Regions from separate parts of the Homo sapiens genome. Here region 2 is linked to region 1. A link is an interaction called in ENCODE POLR2A ChIA-PET data of the cell type or tissue named here. Cell type or tissue: OCI-LY7. All regions are shown on one strand. Each heading gives the region's core, and the rest is flanking DNA. Links, peaks and the distances in the headings are about the cores only.

What was found. Peaks named below come from ENCODE experiments on the same cell type or tissue, not always from the same donor. Only the 100,000 strongest peaks of a DNase experiment are listed, where the experiment ranks them.
Region 2: POLR2A ChIA-PET joins it to region 1 with 9 read pairs; 1 of 35 experiments calls an interaction of 5 or more read pairs at or near these places.

Annotation. Positions count from the first base shown.
Region 1 is chr6:156,578,279-156,587,202 of GRCh38, forward strand. No RefSeq gene overlaps it. Among named protein-coding and RNA genes, the nearest start is that of ARID1B, 190 kb to the right of the region's middle. RefSeq lists an enhancer at 4,305-4,454. In OCI-LY7, for the core only: CTCF peaks have their summits at 4,336 and 4,552; a DNase peak (open chromatin) is centred at 4,443; H3K4me3 peaks cover 864 bases; H3K27ac peaks cover 1,914 bases.
Region 2 is chr6:156,755,754-156,764,677 of GRCh38, forward strand. No RefSeq gene overlaps it. Among named protein-coding and RNA genes, the nearest start is that of ARID1B, 17 kb to the right of the region's middle. In OCI-LY7, for the core only: no CTCF peak of the experiment used is centred there; a DNase peak (open chromatin) is centred at 4,938; H3K27ac peaks cover 1,053 bases.

The sequences.
Region 1 (8,924 bases), core at 234-8,233:
ATGAGTCAAAGAAATTGGAGAATATTGACCGGGTGTGGTGGCTCAGACCTGTAATCCCAGTACTTTGGGAGGCCAAAGTGGGCAGATCACTTGAGGCCAGGGGTTCAAGAACAGCCTGGCCAACATGGTGAAACGCCATCTCAACTAAAACTATAAAAATTAGCCAGATGTGGTGGAGCATGCCTGTAATCCCAGCTACTCGGGAGACTGAGGCAGGAGAATCGCTTGAACCCAGGAGGCAGAGGCTGCAGTGATCTGAGATCACGCCACTGCACTCCAGCCTTGGCAACAGAGTGAGACTCCATCTCAAAAAAGAAAAAAAAAAGAAATTGGAGAATCTGTCCCTTCTTCAGGCTTTTTTTCCAGGGACCCCACTGGGAGCTCACAAAAATTGAAAAGGGCCCTATGAAAGTGTTCTCTGAGGTGTAAAACAGGAGAAAAGAAGAGCAAACACAATGGGAGGGGTGCAAAATCCATCCACAGTCTTCTCTTCTATCACCTGTCTGAAATAAATCCTTAATCTGTGCAGGGAAGGGCAACAAACACTATTTTCCTTAGGGCACCAGTGAAAATACATTGCAGCTGGTGGAAGAGAACCAGAAAAAAAAAATACCCTATCACTATGAGGAGAGAGGGGAGTAAGAAATATGTGCTGGGTCCAGCACTACAGCCAGCAGAGGAGCAGGGTCATTGAGTCTTAGGAACATAGTGCCCATCTAAGACTGAGGTTCAATCAGAACAACAGAGAATATTCCCCCCCATTATCCCACTACTACAAGGCTAACTAGCATTGAATAACAGGTGAGAGTGTAGAACTCCTGGGACAGGGAGAGAAGAGGGACAAGAGCATATAAACAGACTTTTTCTGAAAAAAGAAAAAGAGGAAGAAGAAGACTTAAAAATGAGCATGGAACACACATTGAAGGAAAAACCCTCTGGCAAATCTGCCCCTTCTCTAAACAGTAGGTGTCATTAGAGAAATTTAAGGATTGTGATGCACTGAAGTTAACCATAGCAACAACATACCTCAGTCCAACCTCATCCCTAACTAGCTTATTTCACATCCCAGCACAAAGGCCCAGCAGGAACCAAAAGTGTGCTCATCCCAGCCTGCAAAATGATTGACCCTAGTTTACTGCATATATGAGATACCTGGCTTTCAGCAAAAAGTGAAGAAGCATGTGAAAAGGCAAGAATATAATAACACTGTTGAAGAGGCAAGGCACTCATCAGAACCAGACTCAACTGTGATGGGGATGTTTGAACTACCTAATAGAAAATTTTAAATAACTGTGATTAATATTTTAAAAGCTCTAATGGAGAAGGTAGACAACAGGCAAGATCAGATGGGCAATTTCAGCAGAGAGACTGAAACTCTAAGAAAGAATTAAAAGCAAATGCTAGAAATTTTTTTTAAATGACAGCAACAGCAACAACAAAAAGTAGCAGAGATGAAGAAAGTCTTTGATGACCTCATCAGTAGATTTGACCCAGCTAAGGAGTGAAGCAGTGATGCTGGTTCATAGGAATTACCCAAACTGAAAACAAAAAGAAAAATGAGGACACACACACACACATATATATACATACACACCCTTCACATATATTTAAACTGCTGAAAACAAAAGACAATGAGAAAACCTCAAAGGCAGCCAGAGAAATAAGACACATTATATATAGGAAAACAAAGTAAGAATTAAACAGCCTTCACATCAGAATTCACACAAGCTAAAAGATAATGGAGTGACATCTCTTAAGTGATAAGTATAAAAACAAAGACAGATGGAACGAATAGAAAATGGCTAACAAGATAGATTTTAATACAGATATATCAGTGATCGCATTAAATGTGAACAGTTCAACCACACCAGTTAAAAGACAAAATTGACAAATTGGATAAAAAAGCAAGACCTGTCCACATTATATCTACAACAAACTTCCTTTAAGCAAAAATACAAAAATAGTTTCTTAGAAAATGAAAAAAAAAAAGATAGACAAACACTAATGAAAAGAGAGTTGGAGTAGCTATATCAATATCAAAGTAGACTTCAGAACAAGGAATATTATTAAGAATAAAGAAGAACTTTATTTAATGATAAATAAGTCCATAGTCCAAGATGACAAAACTGCCCTAAATTGACCTAACAACAGAGCTTCAAATTACATGAATTACAACAAAACACAATGAAACTGAAAGAAGAAACAGACCAATCTACAATTATAGTTGGAGACTTCAATATTCCTCTCTCAGGAATCAACAGAACAAGTAAACAGAAAATCAGTAAGAATATAGGGCTGATCAACGCTATTGATCAAATTGACCTAAAGCAGAATACACGTTGTTTACAAGTGTACATTCCTTAAGAGAGACCATATTCAGACCATAAAACAAACCTTAACAAATTTAAAAGAATAGGAATCATACAAAGTATATTCTCAGACCATAATGGAATTAAACTAGAAATCAGTAACAGAAAGATTTCTGTTAAACTCCAAAATATTTGGAAATAAACAACACATTTCTACATTACCCATGAGTCAAAGAGGAAGTGTTAAAGGAAATAAGAAAATATTTTGAACTGAATGAAAACAAAATTACAGTATATCAAAATTTGTTGGAAGCAACTAAAGCATTGTTTAGAGAGAAGTTTGTAGCATTAAATGCTTATATGAGGGAAGAAGAAAGGTTTTCAATCAATACTCTAAGTTTTCATTTTGTGAAACTAGAGAAGAAAAGCAAATTCAACCCAACATAAGCAGAAGAAAGGAAATAATTAAGAGCAGAAATCAATAAAATTGCAAACCAAAGAAATGAAAGCATGAGAAAGACATTTTCAAACAGAATCTGACAAAATTCATTACCACAGCCCCACATTTTCTTAAAGGAAATGACTAAAACAAGTTCTTCGGATAGAAGCAAAATGATTCTGCATGAAAACAGAGATATAGAGTATTAGTTCCCACTTGCCGCTGTAATAAATGGCCACAAACATCATAATTTAAAACAATGTGCGTGTATTATCTTACGGCTCTGGAGATTGGAAGTCTGACATGGTTCTCACTGAGCTTTAAAATCTGTGTCCACGGTGCTGCATTCCCTTCTGGAGACTCCAGGGGATAGTCTGTTTCTTGACTTTGCTGGGTCTAGAGGTCTCCTGTGTTCCTTGGATCAAGGTCCTGTCCGCCATCCTTAAAGCCAGCAATGTCGGGCTGAGGCCTTCTCACACTGCCATCTCTCCTTCTCCTCTCCTGCCTCCCTCTTACACAGTTAAGTCTCCTAGTGATGATTAATTGGGCCGGCCCAGGATAATCCCTCGAACTGATGAGCAGCCTTAGTTCCTCCTGGAACCTTTATTCCCCCTAACATATTCACAGTTTCCAGAGATTAGAATGAGACGTCTTTGTGGGGGCCATTGTTCTGTCTACCACACACAGAAAGAAACGAAGAACAAGAGAAAGGATGGCTACACGGGTAAATCTAAAAGAATACTGGTTGTCAATAATGACTGATATTTTGTGAGGTCTTATATATATTTAGAATTAAATCCTGCACAAAAGGCAGGATTGAAGGTAAATAGAGTCAAACTTTTTGGGGTCTGTGCATTGTCCAGGAATAGACAGATGTGCAACTTTATATTCAATTTTAATAAGGTAGTGCTATTGTCATCTCTTGGTCCTTGGATAACCAGTAAAGGAAGGTATAACTTAACAGCTGATAGAGATGGGACATGGAATAATATTTTCGTTTCTTGTTTTCTCTGTCACCCAGGCTGGAGTGCAGTTGCATGATCATAGCCCACTGCAGCCTCAAACTCCTGGCCTCAAGCGATCTTCCCACTTCAACCTCCAGAGTTGCTGGACTACAGGTATGTGCCACCACACCCAGCTGCTTTTTTTTTTTTTTTAATAGAGATGGGTATCACTGCATTATCCAGGCTGGTCTCGAACTCCTGGGCTCAAGCGATCCTCTCACCTTGGCCTCCCGAAGTGCTGGGATTACAGGCATAGGCCACTGCGCTCAGCCATGAATAATTTTTAAATACATAAATAATCCAAAAAATGGGCAAGCAAGGAGAAGAAAAGGAACATAAAACAAGTGAGATAAATAGAAAATAAATTTTAAGATGATAGATCTAAGTTCCAAGAGTGTCATTTGAGAAATCCATAGCTCAGAAATTTAAGGTAAGTTGCCTACAATCACAGGGCTTATGAGAGCAGACAGCAATTCTGAATCCCAGTCTCTCTTAACCAAAGCTCATTGTGCCCAAGCCCCAGCCGCCTCTAGGGTGCTCCCTGAGCTCCTCCACGGTCACCTGGGCTCTCCTGGTAATGGCCCCCCTTTGCTGCCAAGCCACCCACACCTCCTGGATCAGTTTCAGCTTGATGGGAAGTTCTTTGTTTCTATAACTGCATGTTGTGGTCATGTACAGGTGTGTCTGCTAAGATTTATGACCATAAGCAAACGTCTGTTGCTGAGCTCTTCTGTAGTGGCAGCTGAGGTGCTGCTTGGTGCAGCAGGGGAGCCCGGGGAACGCATCTCACAGAAGAGTAAATTACACACCTGAAGTGAAAGAACCGTTCCCAGGCACAGACAGATCCATTTTGCACTCAGAAGCATCCCACGCACAGCTGTGAATACTTGCATTAGTGCCAATTAATGTAAGGTGGTACCAACTCAGAGAGGCCCTGAATTTGCTCTAGGGGATAAAAATGGAGGTGGGGGAGGTGAGGAAGGAGAAAGGAAAAATAGAGTTTTCCCTGCTAAATGGAAACATCTCTAGGAGAGTCCAGCAGCTGGATGACTTGGTTAAGAAGGAGTGACCTGCCCACTTTCTTCAATTAGACATTTTACTTTCCCCAGCTAAACCACAACAACAAACAGAAAGACGGGGACAAGGAATGGTTTAGAAGCAGGATCACTGATGTTGCAGAAAGGAGCACCGTGAATCAGGACCTCTCACCACGCATGCCTCATGGGGTTCAGAGCATTTCAGCCCAAATGAAAATGAGGCAGCAGCTAAAAATTCCAACACTGCCTTCCCCTCCCACCCACATCCAGGCCCACGTGTGAGGCGAGGCAATTCAGGTATGGTATTACAAACAAGCCCCTCATAACTCTTCATTTTTAAAATCATAATATGTTGATTTTTATGTTTTTCAACAGTTTTCATACTCTGTCTGTAGCAGGACCTTCCCACCGCCTTGATACCCTTCACTGTGCTTCAATTTATTGTGTTTTTAGATGAAATTCATGACCATTGGTGCCTTCACCGCCACAGAAAATGAGACGTAAAGGAGTAGGCCACACCCACCTGAGCTTTCCCTCCCCTCACAACATCCTGGCCACTGGAGAGATTTGCTGTTCAATTCAACAACACATGTTGAAACCTATGCTGTCCCAGACTCTGCTGGGAGTTGAGACTGCGGAGATGACTAAGACCTGGCCCCCATCCTCAAGCAGCTCTCAGTGCAGGGACGGAGAAACACCTGTAAGCGGACTCTGCAGTGGTAAGGAAGGTACAACTCCCAGGGGGCTACCCCATTCAGAGACAGTCTCAGAGAATGCTGAGCACCAGCCCTGATCACCGCCAACAACTCATCCCTAGAGGTGAACACATTTTCCTATGAAAAAACAACTCATCCAAATGGGATCACATCAAGTTAAAAAGCTTCTCCACAGCAAAGGAAACAATGAACAAAGTGAAGAGACAACCCACACAATGGGAGAAAATGTTTGCAAATTATCCATCTGACCAGGGATTAATAACCAGAATATACAAGGAGCTCAAACAACTCTATAGGAAAATATCTAGTCATCCAATTTAAAAATTGGCAAAAGATCTGAATAGACATCTCCCAAAAGAAGACATACAAATGGCAAACGGGCACGTGAAAAGGTGCTCAACGTCACTGATCATCAGAGAAATGCAAATCACAACTACAATGAGATGTCATCTTACCGTTGTTAAAATGGCTTTTATCCAGAAGACAGGCAATAACAAATGCTGGTGAGATGTGGAGAAAAGGGAACCCTCCTACACTGTTGGTGGGAATGTAAATTAGTAGAGTCACTATGGAGAACTGTTTGGAGGTTCCTCAAAAAACTAAAAGTAGAGCTATCATATGATCCAGCAATCCCACTGCTGGATATATACCCAAAAGAAAGGAAATCAGTTTATCAAAGAGGTACCTGCACTCCCATGTTTATTGCAGCACTGTTCACAATAGCCAAGATCTGGAAGCAACCCAAGTGTCCATCAACAAATTAATGGATGAAGAAAATATAGTACATATACACAATGGAGTACTATTCAGCCATAGAAAAGAATGAGATTCTGTCTTTTGCAACATGGTGGAACTAGAGATCATTATGTTATGTGAAATAAAACAGGCACAGAAAGACAAACTTCTCGTGTTCTCACTTATTTGTGGGAGCTAAAAAAACAGTTGAATTCATGAAGATAGAGAGTAGAAAGATGGTTACCAGAGGCTGGGAAGGGTAATAAGGGGGTGAGGGGAAGGGAGGATGGTTAATGGGTACAAAAAAGTAGTTAGAATAACTTAGTAGATAGCATAACAGGATAACTAGAGTCAATAATAATTGTAGATTTTAAAATAACTAAGATGGCATAAATTGGATTGTTTGTAAAACAAAGGATAAATGCTTGAGGTGATCAATACCTCATTTATCCTGATGTGATGACACATTATACACCTGTATCAAAAATCTCATATGCTCAATAAATATATACCCCCAGTATGTTCCCACAAAAATTAAACATTAAAAAAAACAACTCATCTATTCCTCTTTATGCCTCCATCAGAAACCATTTCAAACAGCAACTAGAACTCTCACACACTGCCTGGGGGAAGACAAAATGGTACCACCAATTTGCAGAACTGTTCTGCAGTTTCTTAAAGGTAGATATACATTTACCACGTGGCCCAGCAATTCTCCTAGGTTTTTACCCAACAGAAATGAAAACTTATGGCCACACAAACATCTATAGTTAAGTGTTTATAGCAGCTGTGTTCATCGTAGCTCAAACTGGAAACAAGTCAAATGTTTAGCAATCATTGATAAGTCAGATTGTGGTACATTCATAAAATAAAATAATATTCATGTATGAAGAGAAGAAACTACTGATACACACAACATAGATGAAAAAAGACACATACACACACAATTTTGAGAAAAAAATTATTAAAGTGCATCAGCCTTTCTAGATTTGAAATATTTTTGGAATTCAAAAACTATATGAATATTTTAGAGTTTGTTCCTGAATGCTGAAACCAAGAAAGTTTTTTTTTTGGTAACAAGAATAGTAACAGAGTAATGACCAATAATGCAGGTAAATTCAATTGGATCATGGGCCAGCCCACGTTTACTTTATGATTGATGTTATTGATATTGTTTTTCTAAAAACTATGATAGGCTCACAAGCTGATATGGTCATTTTAGGGAGGCTAGACCACTGCCTTCCTGATTATGTTACCTAATTAAGGGTTCCAGTCGTGAGGTGTCCAGGTTCTTGGTGTGTTCAACAAAGAATTGAACGACACACAAACGAGTGGTGAAGAAGTGGATTTATTAGAGCAGAAAGCAGGGAAGGAGCAAAAGCAAAAGTACACTCCACAAGATGAGAGCAGGCTCTAGCAATTGGCTCAAGAGCCCTGGTAGCAAAGTCTTTGGAAGCTTAAGTACTCCCTAGAGGTTTCTCGTTGCTTACACCCTATGTAAATGAAGGACTGGCTCGCAGCCAACTAGAGGCTGAGGTGAATTGGCCCATGGCCAATCCAAGACTGATGTAGTTTGGTGCTTTATGCAAAGGAAGGTCCTAGAATGAACCAATCATTGGCCAGAGTGCAGATTTGGCCTGTGGTCAATCAGAGGCCGATGTGGTTTGGCATCTTATGCAAATGAAGGTCCTGGAATGGGCCAATCATAGGTCAGTGTGCAGACTCCTCAGCTCCAGGGAGCCTGTCCAAGTCGTCCTTAGATTCCCTGTCTCCAGACCCTATTCCCCTGCCTCAGTTACACAAATAAAATGAATTCATGTTACAGTATTAATATAATACTAATTCTGAGAATTTCAGAAATAGCCCAAATTAGGGTTGACTTCTAGGTCTTTGCCTCTGTAAATACATGTGATATCAATGACAGTAAAGTATCAAGGCATCAGAAGACCTTGACCAAAGACTTTTACCTCCCTTTTTTCTGTAATCAATAGATTCAAGCAAAAGTCAACCCACACTACTGAAATATGAATTTTTTTTCAAATATCTGAATAGTCCTGGATTATTCAGCTGACACAGCCTACTTGGATTATTCAGCTTACAGACACAGAGGAGTTTTCCATGGACTTGGCCTAAAAGTATCCAGGTGGGGAGAGAGATGGGAGGTTCTAGTTCCTTTTATTCCCCCTTTGGGGAAGAGACAGGAGATTAGGGCTTTTAATTATTTGAGATGCTGTTGGGCAGGTGACTCCCTGCATTTCAACTAAATCATAAAACAACAAACTAGTAAATTTCCCAAAAAAAGAGATATTTTGAAGAAGTAAATGTTCTGATGTGACTATTCTCCCATGTTGCAAGATTTAAGTATCTTTGGAAAATGGATTCATAGATCTTGGTGTAATTGGAATAAGAATAGTGACTAATTTCTTTGCTCTCAAAAGAACCCCAAAAAGAATTGTGACCCAGTAATAGCAGATGATCTTGAGAATTTTTCAGGGATCCCCAATAACATCAACTAATTGAATTTAAAAAAAAAAGAAAGAAAGAAAGAATACACAGGGTAACAGGAAACAACTAACTCCTAATTCTAGGAGTTTTAGGCACATTTACAGCCTGGCAGCTTTGGGATTGAGAATAAGACATTTAAAACCCCACCACATAAACTGAAAAACATACATTCATTTTTA
Region 2 (8,924 bases), core at 661-8,660, 180 kb after region 1:
ACAGGCGTGAGCCACTGTGCCCGGCCCAGAGGATTGTTTGAGTCCCGGAGTTCAAGGCTGCAGTGAACCATAAAAGCCCTGCTGCACTCCAGACAAGACATCACTATTGTAGGTTGTTTTTTGATACATTGTATCACGTTTTTTGAAACAAGAGTGAGAACTTGTATCAAAAAAAAAAACGAAAAGAAAAAAGCTTATAGAATACACATATAAAGAAAGAAAATATTTTTGAACAGCTCTTTACTGTGTTCATGTTTCAAGTGTTATCAGAAGAGTCAAAAAAGGCCAGGCACAATGGCTCATGCCTGTAATTCCAGTGCTTTGGGAGGCTGAGAAGGGAGGATGGCTTTAAGCCAGGAGTTCAAGACCAGCTGGGGCAATAAAGTGAGAACCTCCAGTCTCTAAAAACAATTTTAAAATGAGCTGGGCCTGATGGCACGTGTCTGTAGTCCCAGTTACTTGGGAGGCTGAGGTGGGAGAATCACTTGAGCCCTAGATTTCGAGGCTGTAGTGAGCTATGAGTGCAGCACTGGACTCCAGCCTGGGCAACTGAGCAAGAATTTTTTTTTTTTTTTTTTGAGACAGAGTCTTGCTCTGTCACCCAGGCTGAAGTGCAATGGCACAACCGCGGCTCACTACAACCTCCACCTCCCAGGTTCAAACAATTCTTCTGCCTCAGCCTCCCAAGTAGCTGGGATTACAGGCGCATGCCACCATGACTGGCTAAATTGTTTTATTTTTAGTAGAGACAGGGTTTCACCATGTTGACCAGGCGGGTCTCGAACTCCTGACCTCAGGTGATCCACCCACCTTGGCCTCCCAAAGTGCTGGGATTACAAGTGTGAGTCACTGTACCCATCCAAGCAAAAGAGAGAGAGAGAGAAAGAGAAGGAGAAGGAGAAGGAGAGGAAGGAAGGAAGAAAAGAAGGAAGGAAGGAAGGAAAGGGAGGACAGAAGGGAGGGAGGGAAGAGAGAGAGGGAAAGAAAGAAAGAGAGAAAGAGAGAGAGAGAAAGAAAGAAAGAAAGAGAAAGAAAGAAAGGAAGAAGGAAGGAAGGAAGGAAAGAAAGAGGGAGGGAGGGAAGGGAGGACGCAAGGAAGGGAGGGAGGGAAGAGAGGAAAAAATGAAAAGGAAAGAAAGAAGAAAGAAAGAAAACGAACAGACGGAGGGACGGAGGGAGGGAGAGAGGGAAGGAGGGAGGGAAAGAAGGGAGGATGGAAGGGAGGGAGAGAAGAGAGAGGGAAAGAAAGAAAAAGGAAGGAAGGAAAGAAGGTCTAAAAGTTTTTTTTAATTAAGATTATAAAGTGAAAAGGTTACAGTAAGCTAAGATTAATTTATTATTGAAGAAATGAATGAATTGAATGCAGCCTCAGTGTCCAGTGTTGATAAAGTCTACAGTAGCATACGGTAAAGTCGTAGGCCTTCACAGACACTCCCCACTCACTCACTCACTCATCCAAGCAACTGCCAGTCCTGCAAGCTCCATTCATGGTAAGTGCCTTATACAGGTGAATCATTTTAAAATCTTTTAAATTGTATTTTTGCTGTCATCTTTCCTATGTTTAGATACACAAAATACTTAGCATTGTGTTCCAGTTGCCTGTAGTGTTCAGCACAGTCACATGGTGTACAGGTGTGTAACCTAGGAGCAACAGGCTGTCCCACACAGCCTAGGTGTGGAGTAGGCTATGCTGTGTAGCTTTGTGTAAGTGCACTCTATGATGTTCACACAAAGATGGAAGTGCCTAACGATGCATTTCTCAGAATGTATGCCCATCATTAAGCGACACATGACTGTTTATTTGTAGTTCTTCCAGTGAAGGTCTGTTAATGGTGAATTCTAATAGGGTGATCATTTAGCCCTCACTCTTGAATAAAGCGGCTGGATAAAGAATTCTATCCTGGGGTTTTCCTCCCTTGGCCAGGCACAGTGGCTCATGCCTGTAATCCCAGCACTTTGGGAGGCCGAGGCAGGTGGATCATGAGGTCAAAAGATTGAGTCCATCCTGGCTAACATGGTGAAACCCTGTCTCTACTAAAAATACAAAAATTAGCTGGGCATAGTGGCGTGTGCCTGTCGTCCGAGCTACTCAGGAGGCTCAGGCAGGAGAATTGCTTGAGCCCAGGAGGCAGAGGTTGCAGTGAGCAGAGATCGCCCCACTGTACTCCAGCCTGGTGATACAGCAAGACTCTGTCCCAGAAAAAAAAAAAAAAAAGAATTCTATCCAGGGGTTTTCCCTCCTTTCAGCACCTAGAATTGTTATGTCACTTCTGGGGTGTGTCACTGTTGTACAGAATTGAACGTTTTCCTTTGAAGGTAGCCTATTTTACCCCCTGTCTTTTCTGTGTCTTTGGTGCTCTGCAGTTCCACTCTCATATGTCTAGTTTTGAATTTGTTTTTATTTAACCTGCAAGGGCCTGGGGGCACTTCAACAATCTGAGGATTTATGTCCTTTTTCAATTTTGGAAAAGTGTCACTCTTTAGCATTTTATTTTTTTAATTGTTTTTAATAAATACTGAGAAGATACAAAACAATATTTTAAAAATATGTAAGGTATAAAGTATAATGGAAAAAACAAAAAATGAATAATAGTACAACCCCTATGTCCTCGCCCTCAAGTGTAGGAAAAGAGTGCCAAAGCCACACCATTGCTTTTGAATTCCTTGTCCGCCTCCCTAGACCCGCTGGTTTCCATTCTGGAGACCATTATAATCCTAAATTCGATAGTTATCATTTCCTTGTAGTTTCACAAAGAAATATAGTTATGCATGTTTTAAACTGTATATCATTTGACTAAAGCTGTGTTTTTCTTTGTTTTCTCCACTCAAAATTATGTTCTTCAGATTCTCGTGCATTGATGGACACAGGTGTAATTTATTCATACTCATTACTATATAGTATTCTGTCACCCATATTTTATTCATTCTGTTGTCAATGGACATAGATTTGCTTCTAGTTTTTTTATTAGTAAGAATAGTGCTGCTTGGGCTGGGCGCGGTGGCTCATGCCTGTAATCCCAGCACTTTGGGAGGCCAAGGCAGGCAGGTCACTTGAGGTCAGGAGTTTGAGACAGCCTGGCCAACATGGTCTCTACTAAATATCCCCATCTCTACTAAAAATACAAAAATTTGCCAGGCGTGGTGGCATGCACCTGTAAGCCCACCTACTCGGGAGACTAAGGCAGGAGAATCACTTGAATCCGGAAGGCAGAGGTTGCAGTGAGCAGAGATCATGCCACTACACTCCAGCCTGGGCAACAGAGTGAGACTCTGTCTCCAAAACATAAAAGTAAAAATAAAAATAAAAGAATAGTGCTGCTTTAAGCATTTTCATAAATGCCTCCTGGAACAGGACAGTTTCTCTAGAGTTTACACCTAGGAGTGGAATTGCTAGGTCATAGAGTATGTATGTGCATTTTCACATAGCAAAATTGGTCTCCAGAGTGACAATTAATTTACACTTCCATCAACAATATATGAGAAATTGTCTTGCTTCACATCCCATTCAACGCACAGTAGTGTCAGGTTTCCATTTTTGCAAACTTTGTGGATGTGTAACAGTACTTCATAGCAGAATTAATTTGTATTTTCCTGATTGCTAATGAGTGAGTGACATTTTGTACATCTATAAAACACTTGTGTAATTATTTTGACTCTTTGGTGAAAATAGATGTCTTTTTTATTGATTTGTAAGAATTCTTTACATGTTTAGGAGACTAATCCCTTGACAATTACACATTTAGCAAATATCTCATCCTAGTCTGTGGCTGGTCATTTCATTCTCATTAGAGTGTCTTTTGATAAATAGATGTTTTCATTTTAAATGTAGGCCAATTTGTCAATTTTTCCTTTGTGGATTTCAATTTTTGTTTCCTGTCTAAGAAAATGTTTACATCCCTAAGTTCAGATGAGTATTCTCCCAGACTAACTTCTAAAGTTTCTGTAGGGTTGTATTTCACATATAGCTCATTAATACACATAGAGTTGGTTTTTGTGTGTGACGTGATGTATTAGTGTTAAGTCCTAAGTACCCTTATGTATTCTACTCTTGTTTGTTTTTATAAGTATGTTCTTATCTACCATCTCACTTATATACACAGCTATACTAAGGGACGTAGAAAAATGGTACTTTTTGAGAAATTTATAGACTTGATGCTTAAAGGCTGAAAATTAAGTAGCTGTGTTTTCAAACTTGAGTGTTAAAGAATAACAGAAAAAAAAATCACAAAAAAGTAGGATGAAGACTGCTATAGAGATGAGAGCAGAAACCAAATAAATAACCACCATATAAATAATAGATCAATTAAACAGAAGTCAATTAAATAGGAAACACATAAATAATAGAAATGCTCAAGGAATCCAAAATACTGCTCTTTGAAAAGTCTAAAAAAGTAGATATCTGGTAAGACTACTCAAAAAAACAAAAGAAGAAAAGGCAAAAATAAATATTGTTAAACTGACAAAAGTGTCATAAGTTCAGATGCAGCAGAAATTAAAAGGTTAAGAGAATGCTTTAATCAACTTTATGCCAATAAAATTAAAAACTCAGAAGAAAAAATACTCATTTCCAGAAAAATGTATGTCTATTTTGCATCTATCCAGCTAAATTCTCTTGTTAATTCTAATAATTTCCCTGTGCATAATTTTCAGTTTTCTGTCTGGAGCAGCTATACAATACATGAACTGTTACAGTATTACTCTTCCCCCATTGTTTCTTTGAATGTCACTACAGTTGTATTTCTGGAATGCCAATAAAAGTATAGTTATTTTGTACTTCTCATTCTGTCCTCCAGGCCTCCTAACCTCTCTTTTGTATTTTCAGTTTGTTTGTTTGTTTTTTTTTTTCTGAGACAGAATCTTGCTCTGTTGCCCAGGCTGGAGTACAGTGGCATGACCTCGGCTTACCACAACTTCCGCCTCCCAGGCTCCAGCGATTCTCAGCCTCAGCCTCCCAAGTAGCTGGGACTACAGGTGCATGCACTATGCCCGGCTAATTTTTGTATTTATGAATTTGACTCCTGTAGTGTGGATTTATATTTGGCTCTCAAGGGTCCCAGAGTTGTTGTGGGCCTTGGCCCAATTTGTTTTTTCTTGTGCAACTTTTTTGTTAGTTTAGCAGCTGAGGATTCTCACCTTATATAGTGATGTGTGATGTGTCTCGGGTGTGAGGATGTGTATGTGTATTTGCGAGAGGTATTGGGTATGAGGATGTCTGTGCTGAGTGATTTCTAATTCTTCTACTCTTTAATACATTTACTTTACCTTGTCCTTATTCAAACAATCATGACTTCTAAATTATTGAGGCTCAAAAAAAGTTTTTCTCTATGTGATCTGCCAATATGTATGTACTGATTTTCTTTAAGTCAAAGATTTTTAAAAATACTTAATTCTAAAGTGAGAGGAAAATAGAAAATATTCTGCAGAACTGTCACACCAAACTTTGCTCAGTATATTATTTGAAAATTTTTCTCATGGTTCCTGCTTCCTTCAGAAAGCTTTTGCAATAAATTATATTAAAACAAATTCTATACAGAACACAAGACTGCCAGTACAGCAAAATGTGTGAGAAAATTTCTCACAATGGACTTTCAGTGGAATATGAACATCTCTTTTCTAGATGATATAACTTTCCTAAGATCTTAGAAGACATTTTAAAAGTTTCTCTTGCCAGGCGTGGTGGCTCACACCTGTAATCCCAGCACTTTGGGAGGCCGAGGCAGGCGGATCACCAGGTCAGGAGATCCAGACCATCCCGGCTAATACGGTGAAACCCCGTCTCTACTAAAAATACAAAAAATTAGCTGGGCATGGTGGCGGGCGCCTGTAGTCCCAGCTACTCCGGAGGCTGAGGCAGGAGAATGGCGTGAACCCGGGAGGCGGAGCTTGCAATGAGCCGAGATGGTGCCACTGCACTCCAGCCTGGGCGACAAAGTGAGACTCCGTCTCAAACAACAACAACAAAAAAAAAAAAAAAAAAAAAAAAAAACACAAAAGTTTCTCTTATACAGAAGGAAAGAAGAAAGGAGGAAGGAAGAAAGGAAGGAGGGAAGGGAAGGGAAGGGAAGGGGGAAGGAAGGGAGGGAAGGAAGAAGGAAAAAAGGAAGGAAGGGAGGGAGGAAGTGAGAAAGGAAGGAAGGGAGGGAAGAATAAAATCTAATAAAGTTTTACCAAATATAAATACATTTTTATATCTGTTCTTCATACCTAGCATTTCCCATTATTAATTATTGGTAGTCCTAGATATGCTGTGGTGTGAGTCAAAAATGTAAGAGCCAATTATGACAGAACAGCCTGGCAGTATGTGACCCTCGAATTGGACCCATCTATTGAGTTGGGGACAAAACGACAGCACCAAATTCAGCCCAGGCCATGGTGAGAGATGCCTCAGCGCAGGCTTCACCCGGGACCTGTAGACTGCGGCCGCAGGGCTTCCCCAGAATGGGAACCAGCTTGAGACTCCTCCAATCTCAGATTCTCCCTTTACTGGTTGTATAACCTGACACAAATTCTTTTTTTTTTGGAGGGGGCGGCGGGGGATGGAGTTTCTTGTCGCCCAGGCTGGAGTACAGTGGCATGATCTCAGCTCACCACAACCTCCGCCTCCCAGGTTCAAGCAATTCTCCTGCCTCAGCCTCCTGAGTAGCTGGGATTACAGGTGCCCGCCACCACGCCCGGCTAATTTTTTGTATTTTTTTTTTGGTAGAGACGGGGTTTCACCACGTTGGGCAGGCTGGTCTCGAACTCCTGACCTCAGGTGATCTGCCTGCCTCGGCCTCCCAAAGTGCTGGGATTACAGGCGTGAGCCACCGCACCCAGCAACCTGATACAAATTCTTTTACTTCACATTTTCCAGTATGCTTACCTGTAAAACAGAGATATTATCTACCTCATAGGATCCTTAGGAAGATCATATGAGGTCACAAATGCAGAGCCCATGGCACTGTGCCCTGTCACACCGCGAGCACTTGACTAATGTGAACTGTCAATGCAAGCAGTAGGCGTCAGGGCGTGTTCAATAAGCAGGGAGCTGATATTTGGCAATCCAGGCAGGCTGGCAGCATCATATACAGTTTTCAGCAGGTAACAAGATGACAGCAATGAACCAAGAGTTGAAGGACCAGATCCCAGTCCCAACGGAGGTGGAAGGATAAAATAGACATTGTGGCAAAAGCAAAGAAGAGCCCCAGGCTCAGGAGAATAGAGTAGGCAGGATTCAGTGGCTGGGGCTCAATCCTAAGAAACAAGACAAGGATGTGGTTAGCAAAACTGTTGGACAAAGTGAAGACTGGGCCTTGGCTGAAGGTACAGCACAGAACTGGAGGAGCAGTGGCAAAGGAGAACGGGTGTCCATTCTCAAAGCATCTAGACATAGCTTTGGAAATTCACTGCATGTCACCCTAATGAAGCCCCGTTAGCTGACTATTGGTCCCGGAGCCAGCGTAGGGGAACTTGCTGGAGATGATAAATAAAATATTTTTAGATTTATTTGTTTATTATAAAAGAAATTAAATCAGATCCTGACCGAATAATGTAATGCCAAGAAGCATATAACATATAGCATCTTATACTTGAGTTAACAAAGTTAGAAATTAAAACAAAGTATCTAGAAAATACATCACAACTCAGCTACAAATAGCCTATTTTTAGACCCATCATGCTAATAACTTTATTTCTCTGTAGTGCAAGGAAATATCTAATGTCTATATCTAATAATTGTAATAGTCTGAGCTCTTTGGCAGTATAGAGAAAAAGCATTTTCAACAGGGGTTTTAGTTATTTTTTTAAAAAAATCCCAAGGCTGGGCACGGTGGCTCATGCCTGTAATCCCAGCAATTTGGGAGGCCGAGGCAGGCGGACCATCTGAGGCCAGGAGTTCGAGACCAGCCTGGCCAACATGGTGACACCCTGTCTTTACTAAAAATGCAAAATTAGCTGGGTGCAGTGGCATGTGCCTGTAGTCCCAGCTACTTGAGAGGCTGAGACAGCAGAATCTCTTGAACCCGGGAGGTGGAGGTTGCAGTGAGCTGAGATTGAGCCACTACACTCCAGCCTGGGTGACACAGCTAGACTCTGTCTCAAAAGATAAAATAAAATAAAATAAAATAAAATAAAATAAAATAAATAAATCTCAAGTCTGTAGGGTGGCCACACAGCCTTTTTGCATGCCATTTAAAAATTATATATGTGCTCTGCATTGTACAACTTTTATTTCCCCCATGTTGTCTAGAAATTTTCCCCATGTTGATATCTGGAAATCATTAAAGCAATCCATGATGGCTGTTTCTAGTTCTTTGACTCTTGCTACGTGGAGCAGAGAACTTTTCTTCTATAATGTCCCAGGGCAAAATTCCACATTTCAGAAGTAGGGCTCCTGGGGAGGCCCTGTGGGCTTGGGGTTCCCTAACTACGAGAGCAGAGTACTGGCATAGGAGGGTGGTCGCCTCACGTTCTCCCTCCTGCAGAGACCACCCTTGCAGTATGTTCAGACGAGCAGAGTGACTGGCATGTGTCTTGAAAAAATATGGCTCCAGCAAGTGATGTTCTGAAGTCATTGCCCACGTTGTGACACGAGGATTCTGCTCAATTTCCCTAGAATAATGGATTGATCAGCCGGGCTCGGTGGCTCACACCTGTAATCCCAGGTCTTTGGGAGGCCGAGGTGGGAGGATCACTTGAGGTCAGGAGTTTAAGACCAGCCTGGCCAACATGGTGAAACCCTGGCTCTACTAAAAATATGAAAATTAGCCAGATGTGGTGGTGCATGCCTGTAATCCCAGCTACTCAGGAGGCTGAGGCAGGAGGATCACCTGAATCTGAGAAGTGGAGGTTGCAGTGAGCCAAGATGGTGCCAGTGCACTCCAACCTGGGTGACAGAGAGAGACTCCGTCTCAAAAAAAAAAAAAAAAAAAAAAAAGAAAGAAAGA